2 separate regions of the Homo sapiens genome follow, and region 1 is linked to region 2. The links are chromatin loops, found by intact Hi-C in ENCODE. Cell type or tissue: dorsolateral prefrontal cortex. All regions are shown on one strand.

Region 1 (4,000 bases), 48 kb after region 2:
CTCTGCCCTTCGCCAGGTGGGGAGCTGGGTGGGATCAAGGCTCTTCTTTATGCTCCGACCCCCGCCCCACCCACCCTTGCTGCCCCCATACCAGACCCTCCACCCTGAACATTCAACAGCTCACTCAGTATTCATCCAAGAAACATGAGGTCAGGGCCGGGAATGCAATTAAGAATAAAACGACGCAGACTTCACCTGTGTGGCTGGCGCGTGACACCACTGTAGAAGCTCAGTGCGTTCATTTGGCCAGTGGCGAGTGTAGTTGCTTCTGACGTGAAGGCTGGGTCTGGCTGGCAAGCAGTCACGTCAGTTTCAGAATCTCCTAACTGAATAAGAACTAAAGAACTTCCGGAAGCCCGAAGTGAGCTCTGAAGATTTGTGTTCAGTCCTGACTCTGCCCTTTGCTAACTGTGTGGTCTTGGGCAAGTCACACAGCCTTTCTGAGCCTGAGTTGTCACCTGTCAAATGGGAAGAAGAAATCACCCCCTCCTCTCTGCACAGAATTAGGTTGTGTGCACATTGTGAATGTAAGTGACTGTCCCTGTTAACAGCAGCAGTCCCTCCTGTCCATGCACAACTGTGTACCAGGACTAAGGACCGAGCGTGACTCCACTGCATCCACATAGCCCCGCTCGGGAGGCACGACCAGGGCTAAGCACGACTGCGCTGCGTCCACACAATCCCACTTCGGAGGCACCCCCAGGAAAGGGAACAGAAGCCTCAAGAGGTGGGAATGGCAGAGCCACTGGCCTGGAAGCTCTGTGTGTTTCCTGGAGAGTTGGGTAAAGAGAACATGAACGTATTACAAGGGAAGGTGGCACTCATGCCACAAAGTAGAGACCAGGACACCAGTCGCGTAGACAGGCCCTACGCTCCTAGGCAGCCCCGGTGCTGGAGCTGGGATTGCCCCACTGCCTCACAATTGTAAATAACGCCATTGCAGGGACCGTGTGCACATGGAGGCTGCTGAGGAGGGTGGTGGGGACAAGCGGTCTAGAAGCTGGCTGTCTGAATTAAACTCCTAATGCCACCTCATTCTGGCTGGGCAGCCGGAGGCTCCTTAGGGCCCCAGAGCCTCAGTTTCTTCCCTGTCAGAGCAGCCGCCTCCCAGGGTTGCTGAGAAGAGGAAACGGGAGCCTCCAGCATGGCCAGGGTGCCGTGACATCTGCGGTGAGCACGGAGTCACTCTTCCAGATGTTTCCGTGTGTGTGTGTGTGTGTGTGTGTGTGTGTGTGTGTGTCTGCTTCCTTCCGATAAATCCCAAAATGTGGAACAGCAGAGCACGTGCGCTTTGCAGACTCTCTGTCTGCTGCCCAGTGGTTCTGTGTGTGCCAGGCTGCCCCACCTGCCCACATGCATCAGAGTCCCCTGGACTCTTGTTCGAATGAAGGTTCTGGTCCAGGAAGTCTGTGAGGGGCCCAAGACTCTGCATTTCTATGGTGGTGCTGATGCTGCTGGTCTGGGGCCCACACTCTGAATGGCCAGGGCCCCAGGTATACACGTCTCCCCCTACCACTCCTCTTGCAGGAAGCTGGAGGCAGATGACAGCCCAGGGCAGTGTGTTCACCGCCAGGCTTGACATGTGGTCATCAGGCTGGAGAAGCCCATTCTTGGGACGCTGCCTGCGTCTGGGCAGGGCTCCTGCCTTCTCCGTGGTACCTGAATCTCTGCCATCAGCCACCAGTCCAGCCAGGCTGTTGATGCAGCCGATTCCTGCCAAGCTGATCGGCCCCAGGGAGGATCAGAGCCACCCGCTCTCCGTATGGAGACCAGGCAGTGAAAGGCCTGGCCGGAGGCACTGGAAAAGGCCGGAGCCCTTCGCAGTGGGGCTGGAAAGCTCTCCTGCAGCTTCACAGCCTGTGGGCCTCCGTTCCTGAGGCCGCCTGGCGAGCAGGCCCAGAGAGGATCGCGGACCAAGGGAGACCCCGTCTGGACGGCAGCGACCATGCAGCGCTGCCGCCACCTTCTCTCCATGGAAATTCCCGTGTGTGCGATTCCACCCGCAAAAGGTTGCAAATGCCCGTGCACTCCCCGGGCTTGGGGGGAGTAATAACCCAACTTCTTATCCAGATGGATGTTGTGGGGGAGACTGCAAAAGATTTAGTTTGTTTTACTTTTCTTTTCTTTTTTCTTTTTCTTTTTTTTTTTTTGAGATGGAGTCTCGCTCTGTTGCCCAGGCTGGAGTGCAGTGGCGCAATCTCAGCTCACTGCAAGCTCCACCTCCCGGGTTCACGCCATTCTCCTGCCTCAGCCTCCTGAGTAGCTGGGACTACAGGCGCCCGCCACCATGCCTGGCTAATTTTTTTGTATTTTTAGTAGAGACGGGGTTTCACTGTGTTAGCCAGGATGGTCTCGATCTCCTGACCTCGTGATCTGCCTGCCTCAGCCTCCCAAAGTGTTGGGATTACAGGCGTGAGCCACTGCGCTCGGCCTAGTTTGTTTTACTTTTCAAATGAACCATATGAAATTGTCAGCATTTGGCTGTTTTACATCTCTTAAAGGGCAATTTCACATGGTCCGATGTGAACCCTCCCAGCAAACCTTCAGGGTAGTTTTTGTAACTACCGCATGCACAGGACGCGTGACGCTGGCAGGCCTGTGCGCAATTGTCGTCACACAATTGCAGATGGCCTTTGCCATACACTCCATGGAACCTAAGATGCCACCAAGTGTAAGGGTGCTCTGGGCCCCTTTGCCTGGTGACAGCTGAGGCAAGCCGCTGACGAAGCTCTGCAGATTCACAGTTTGCTCCCCCCAATGTTTTAGGGCTGCTGTGCATGCCCAGAGCCACATACCTGTGAGGACTGATTAGCTGGCCCAGGAGAAAGGGTCCCCCACCCACCCATGAGCATCTGCCTCCTGCAGTCAGGGGCAGTTCTTACCACCAAGGCCTTGAAGGGCAGTCCTAGTGGAGAGCCGTGGATGGGGGTGGGAAGAGGGAGGCCAGACTGCAAGCTCTCAGCGAGGAGAGGGTTCACCCAGGGGCTGGGGCTGAGCTGAGGCTGAGCCCAAGAGATAAGGGCGCCAGTGCTAGCTGATGGAGGCCTGACCCACCTGGCCCTGCCCTTCCAGAAGGAGGCTCTCCGGGAGAGGAGGCTGGCTTCCCAAGCCAGGCCAAAAATGGCCACAGGAGCAAAAGAAAGAGACCCACTGGGGGCTGCGTTGTGGTCGGCGTGCCGGGTGGGTGAGGGCTTCCCCACACATGGGAAGGTCTGAAGCTCGTGCTAGCACCAGGTCTAGTGGGGACACCTGGGCCTTCTTATCAGCTTGCTGGGGTCTGGGGCAGAGAGCAAGGGGCAGTGAACACATATGTGTTCACACGTGTGTCACTGAGGGAGTGTGACAGGCCCCGTGAGCCCTGGCACACCAGCATCCCCATCAACATGGGGGTGTTCAACCCAGGCCTCTCCCTACAGCATCCTCACAGCAGTGAGCCTGTCAAAATACACTCACGATTTCCAGCTATGAACAGTTCAGCATGTACCAGACACCCTTGTACCACCCCCCAGATTTTACAAATGTTCATCTTTTCCATATTTGCTTTGGAGTGTTCTTTAAGGAGATGAAAGTTAGAGTTGCAGCTCTCCCCCACCCGCCCTGCGCCCCTTCCCCCGCCACAGAGGTCACTCCTCCCTGAAGCTTTGCGTGCCTCTCACGCAGTTTTGCTACCATTGCTGCTATGCCAACACCCGGAAACCACGCGGCACACGGGATTCGCGTAAAGGGCATCACGCTGTCAAATCCTTTAACAACTGGCTTTTTTCCACTCGATATCACGTTTTGGTTTGTTTTCTTTTGTTTTTGTTTTGAGACAGACTCTTGCTTTGTAACCCGGGCTGGAGTGCAGCTGCATGATCTCAGTCACTACAACCTCTGCCTCCCAGGTTCAAGCGATTCTCCTGCCTCAGCCTCCTGAGTAGCTGGAATTACAGGCACCTGCCACCATGCCCGGCTAGTTTTTGTATTTTTAGCAGAGACAGGGTTTCACCACGTTGGTCAG
Region 2 (4,000 bases):
CCTCCGTCCTGGGCCCACTGCAAAGGCACCAGGCTGGGGGCCACACTTCACATCCTGAGAGATTCGTAGGCAGATCCCTGCTTCTTCCCTTGGATAGAGGGTGACGCCAGGCTGGGGTCAGGAAGGGGGACTGGGGCACCTTCGCTGTGTCCTGTCCCTGAATTCTCAGCACTCTATGGCTGGATGTTGTCGTTCCCATTCTACAGGAGGGGAAGCAGAGAAGCCTCTCTACAGACATGGAGACCAGAGGCCAACACTGGCTCATTCTCAGCAGGTGAGCAGAGCAGGGACCCCGGGTCCCGGTACTCCTCACTCTCCTCACTCCCCAAGCCCTGCCATGAACCAAGCCGACCCACCTCAGCCCTGCCCCTGTCCCCTCCTACCTAACCCTTGTCCTCAGAGGGGAGCCAGGAGCCCTCATGTTCACTGTTCCGGCACAATTCTTGAGGCCGCCCCTTCAAGTGCTCTGTACAGTCCTGGTCTGTGGATCATGGTGGTCGCTCCTGTGTCTCCCCAGTAGCCTCTGGCGTTCCGGCCATGAACAGCACCCCCACCCTGTGCTCCACGGTCCAGGCACTTAGGTGTCCAGTGAACGTGTCTGTTCACCAGCAAAGGGCTGGAGCAAACACAAAACACAGCTGAGACAGGAGAATCATTTGAGGCCAGGAGTTCAAAGCCAGCCTGGGCAACATAGTGAGACCCCATCTCATTAAAAATTAAAATTTTAAAAGGAGGCCGGGTGTGGTGGCTCATGCCTATAATCTCAGCACTTTGGGAGGCCAGGCAGGTAGATCACCTGAGGTCAGGAGTTCGAGACCAGCCTGGCCAATATGGTGAAACCTCATCTTCACTAAAACTATAAAAATTAGCAGGGCATGGTGGCGGGCACCTGTAGTCCCAGCTACTGGGGAGGCAGAGGCAGGAGAATTGCTTGAACCCAGGAGGCAGAGGCTGCTGCAGTGAGCCAAGATTGTGCCACTGCACTCCAGTCTGGGCAACAAGAGTGAAACCCCATCTCAAAAAAAAATTTTTTTTTTAAAGAAAAACACAAAACAGCACTGCTCTGACAACACAGAACACCAGCAGCCCCCGCACGGGGTGCTGGTCACACCCCCAACTGGAGCTCGGCATGGGAACACCACCCAGGAGGCCAGCATCTGGAATCCTTGAGCAAGAAGCCAACCCCGGGGGCACAGGGAGTCTGCTTTCCCTCGACATTCGCCCAGGGCACCACGAGGCGGAATGGCCTTCAAGCATAGACTCCAGTGGTGGCTGTTATCCCAGGGTTGTCCCCGAGAAAGTCCCAGATCTGGAAAGGAGAGCAGAAGGGCCTGTGAGTCACTAGGGTCTCACCCAGCTTTGTCTTTACAACTTCGGACTCCACGTCAGCGCAGCACGTGACTGGGTCCCATGACTCCGGGGGTCAGAGACATGCACACAGGACACACTTCAGGCCCAACACCGGCGCAAAATGAGAACAGACCCCGTACCACAAGCCTTCATTTAAAACACACACACACACACACACAAACACACACACTCTCTCTCTCTCTCTCTCTCCCCCATAACATGAACAGGTAAATCCAGAGACAGACGGATGATGGCCGGGGAGGAGCAGGAATGGCTGCTCACAGGGCTGGGGTTTTGGGGTGATGAAAGTGGCCTGCAACCTGATAGAGCTGATGATCAGAACCCCGTGAATGTGCTAGTGCCACTGAATTGCATATTGTAAAATGTGAATTTTATACTATGCCAATAAAACAACGTAGTGAGGTGAGGGTAGCAGAGCAGGGGGCGGAAGCACAGCGAAATAAAAATACAGATGTAAGATTTCCGACTCCTAAGATAAAAGAACGGCTGGTCAAATCCTAGGGGCTTTGAGAACACAGTCAGGGACCCAGGATCTCGCAGCAAACTCCCGTGGCCGACAGGGCCTTGTGGAGGCCTGACCCCCGTCATGCTGGAGCCTGGCCGGCAGTGCTGGGGAGCGTGTGGACCTGAAACCAGGCAGCCGCGTCCAGGCCCCACTGCGCTGCGCGTACTATGGCCGGGGAAGGTCAGTCACATCTCGGAGCTGAGTTAGTTTCCACACCTGTAAGATAGGGTGACAATCGCACCCACCTCTAGGTTTAAGCGACGCATGAACTGACGGAGCTCTGGCCATGCCTCCCGGCACAGTGTAATGAGGGTCGCCGGAGTCTTTCCTGCCCCGTGTTTGCAACTGCACGGTGTTGGATTTTTGCCCCTGGTGGGAACATAGCTCTGATTTTATAACTGATATCAGTAAGAAAAGGGGTTTGGCTACACGAAAGCACACGGCCTTCAGTTCTGCCGTGACTGCCTGCGTAGCCTGACCTCATCACCCCACAGCAGAGGGCACCAAAGCGCCGGGAACAGGCAGTGAGGGACAGGGCTTCCCCCAGACGGGAGCTCTGCGGGCTGGGCCTCCACGCTCGCCGCAGTTGCTCCTCTCCCTCGCTCCCTCGGTTGCTCAATAAAGCGACAGCCACTGTGACGGAGCTATTGAGCGCACACGCCTGCACCATCAGCTCGGCCACCCCCAGCCCTTTGCATTTATGCTTGATTAAGTAAACAAAAAGTCTGGGCTCAGTTCCTTGGCTGTGCCAGCAACACCCTAGTGCTTGGCGGCCAACCGCGGCTGAGGGCAACTGAGCTGAACGGCGCAGATGCAGGACGCCCCCGCCCCCACCCCACCCCAGGGCACGTGGTGGAGGCCTCTCCCAAGGTCAAGATCCAAGGCTGTGGGGGGCAAACCCAAGCCGCTGATTCCCAAAGCCTGTCCCATCGAACCTAACTGGTCACCTGCAGAACAGGCGGCTTGTGTGCATGAAGACAGGACCCAGTGTCGGGGGGACAAAGCTGCCCCGCAAGCTGCCCATCTCTGTGGGCCGCCGCGAGGGTCTGGCTCGGTCAGCACGGCCCCCAGAGCTAGATAATGTCCTGTCTGCTCCAGTTGCCCTGGCCCTGGGGCCCCGGAAGACACCCCAGAGGAAGGTGGGTTCGCAGGGTGCCCTGCTTCCTTCCAGACCCTCTCAGGAGGGTGTGGCTGCAGTGGATGTCGGTGCTGCCTCCGCACACAGGAGCCCCCGGCTCTGCTGCAGCCACCTCACCCACCGATGGCCCAAACACTGAGAGAGGAAGTCGGAAGACGTGGGTGGACCCCAGCTGAGGAACAAACCCCCTAAACCTTGCCCGTGAAACGCCGACTAGAACCACCACAGACTCGCAGAGAGCGGATGAGATGAGGCCGCCAGCAGGTGTCACTCGAGCCACAGCTGCGTCCCCACAGGGCTGTACCCCTCCCTTCCTGTTCTGCCAGGCTGGCATGGCCTGAGAAGCTGCATTCCTAATGCTCAAGGGACCCTGCTCGGAGATCCGCTGGGACAGTCACTCAGCGCCTGGCCTGCTTGGTCAGCAGCATTGTCTGGGTCCGAAAGCCAGAGCCCTGGGCCAGCACAGCCCCTCAGCCGGCCTTGTGGGTAAGTATGGCTGGCAGGCTCTTGCTGCTGCCTGTCTCTCACCAGGGCCTGCACATCTCACACCCTTGTTTCTTTTCCTCCTCTGAAGCCCCACCCGTCAGCTGACACTCTTCCCAAAACTTTAGTTTCGGAGCCCGGGGTCCCAGCTGGAGAGAGCGCAGCCCTCACCAGGTGCTCCACCTCCTCAGGGCCATGGACAGATGCCCCAGGTCAACACCTCCAAAGAGCACCTGAGAGGTCCCAGGGTGGGGCAAGGTGAACGCTTTGCTGGGAGGAGCAAGGAGCCCACTAAAGACCTGAGCTCATGGCCACAGCCCTGCCCAGGAGACACTCACTCATGTGCGGCCCCGACCCATGAGTTCTGGCAGGCAAAAGCCCCCACCCAGGCTCCCACTACTGTCCCAGAGTCCAGTGGAGGGAAAAGGGGAAACATTTCCATGGCTCCATGCAGGCGGAGGTCACCTTTCATCCACACACTACCCCGGGAGCTCAGCACTCTT

Evidence for each region. A loop is a pair of places that touch in the nucleus more often than their neighbours do. Peaks named below come from ENCODE experiments on the same cell type or tissue, not always from the same donor. Only the 100,000 strongest peaks of a DNase experiment are listed, where the experiment ranks them.
Region 1: it touches region 2 in a loop (2.4-fold over the local background); 55 of 110 quality-filtered maps call a loop at or near these places.

Annotation. Positions count from the first base shown.
Region 1 is chr16:87,586,865-87,590,864 of GRCh38, reverse strand. No RefSeq gene overlaps it. Among named protein-coding and RNA genes, the nearest start is that of JPH3, 14 kb to the left of the region's middle. In dorsolateral prefrontal cortex, a CTCF peak has its summit at 1,921; DNase peaks (open chromatin) are centred at 1,630 and 1,904; H3K27me3 peaks cover 927 bases.
Region 2 is chr16:87,634,952-87,638,951 of GRCh38, reverse strand. All of the region lies in intron 1 of JPH3 (junctophilin 3), which reads right to left. Among named protein-coding and RNA genes, the nearest start is that of JPH3, 34 kb to the right of the region's middle. RefSeq lists an enhancer at 3,055-3,234. In dorsolateral prefrontal cortex, CTCF peaks have their summits at 2,195, 2,395 (motif pointing right) and 3,275 (motif pointing right); DNase peaks (open chromatin) are centred at 2,401 and 3,291; H3K4me3 peaks cover 1,421 bases; H3K27ac peaks cover 257 bases.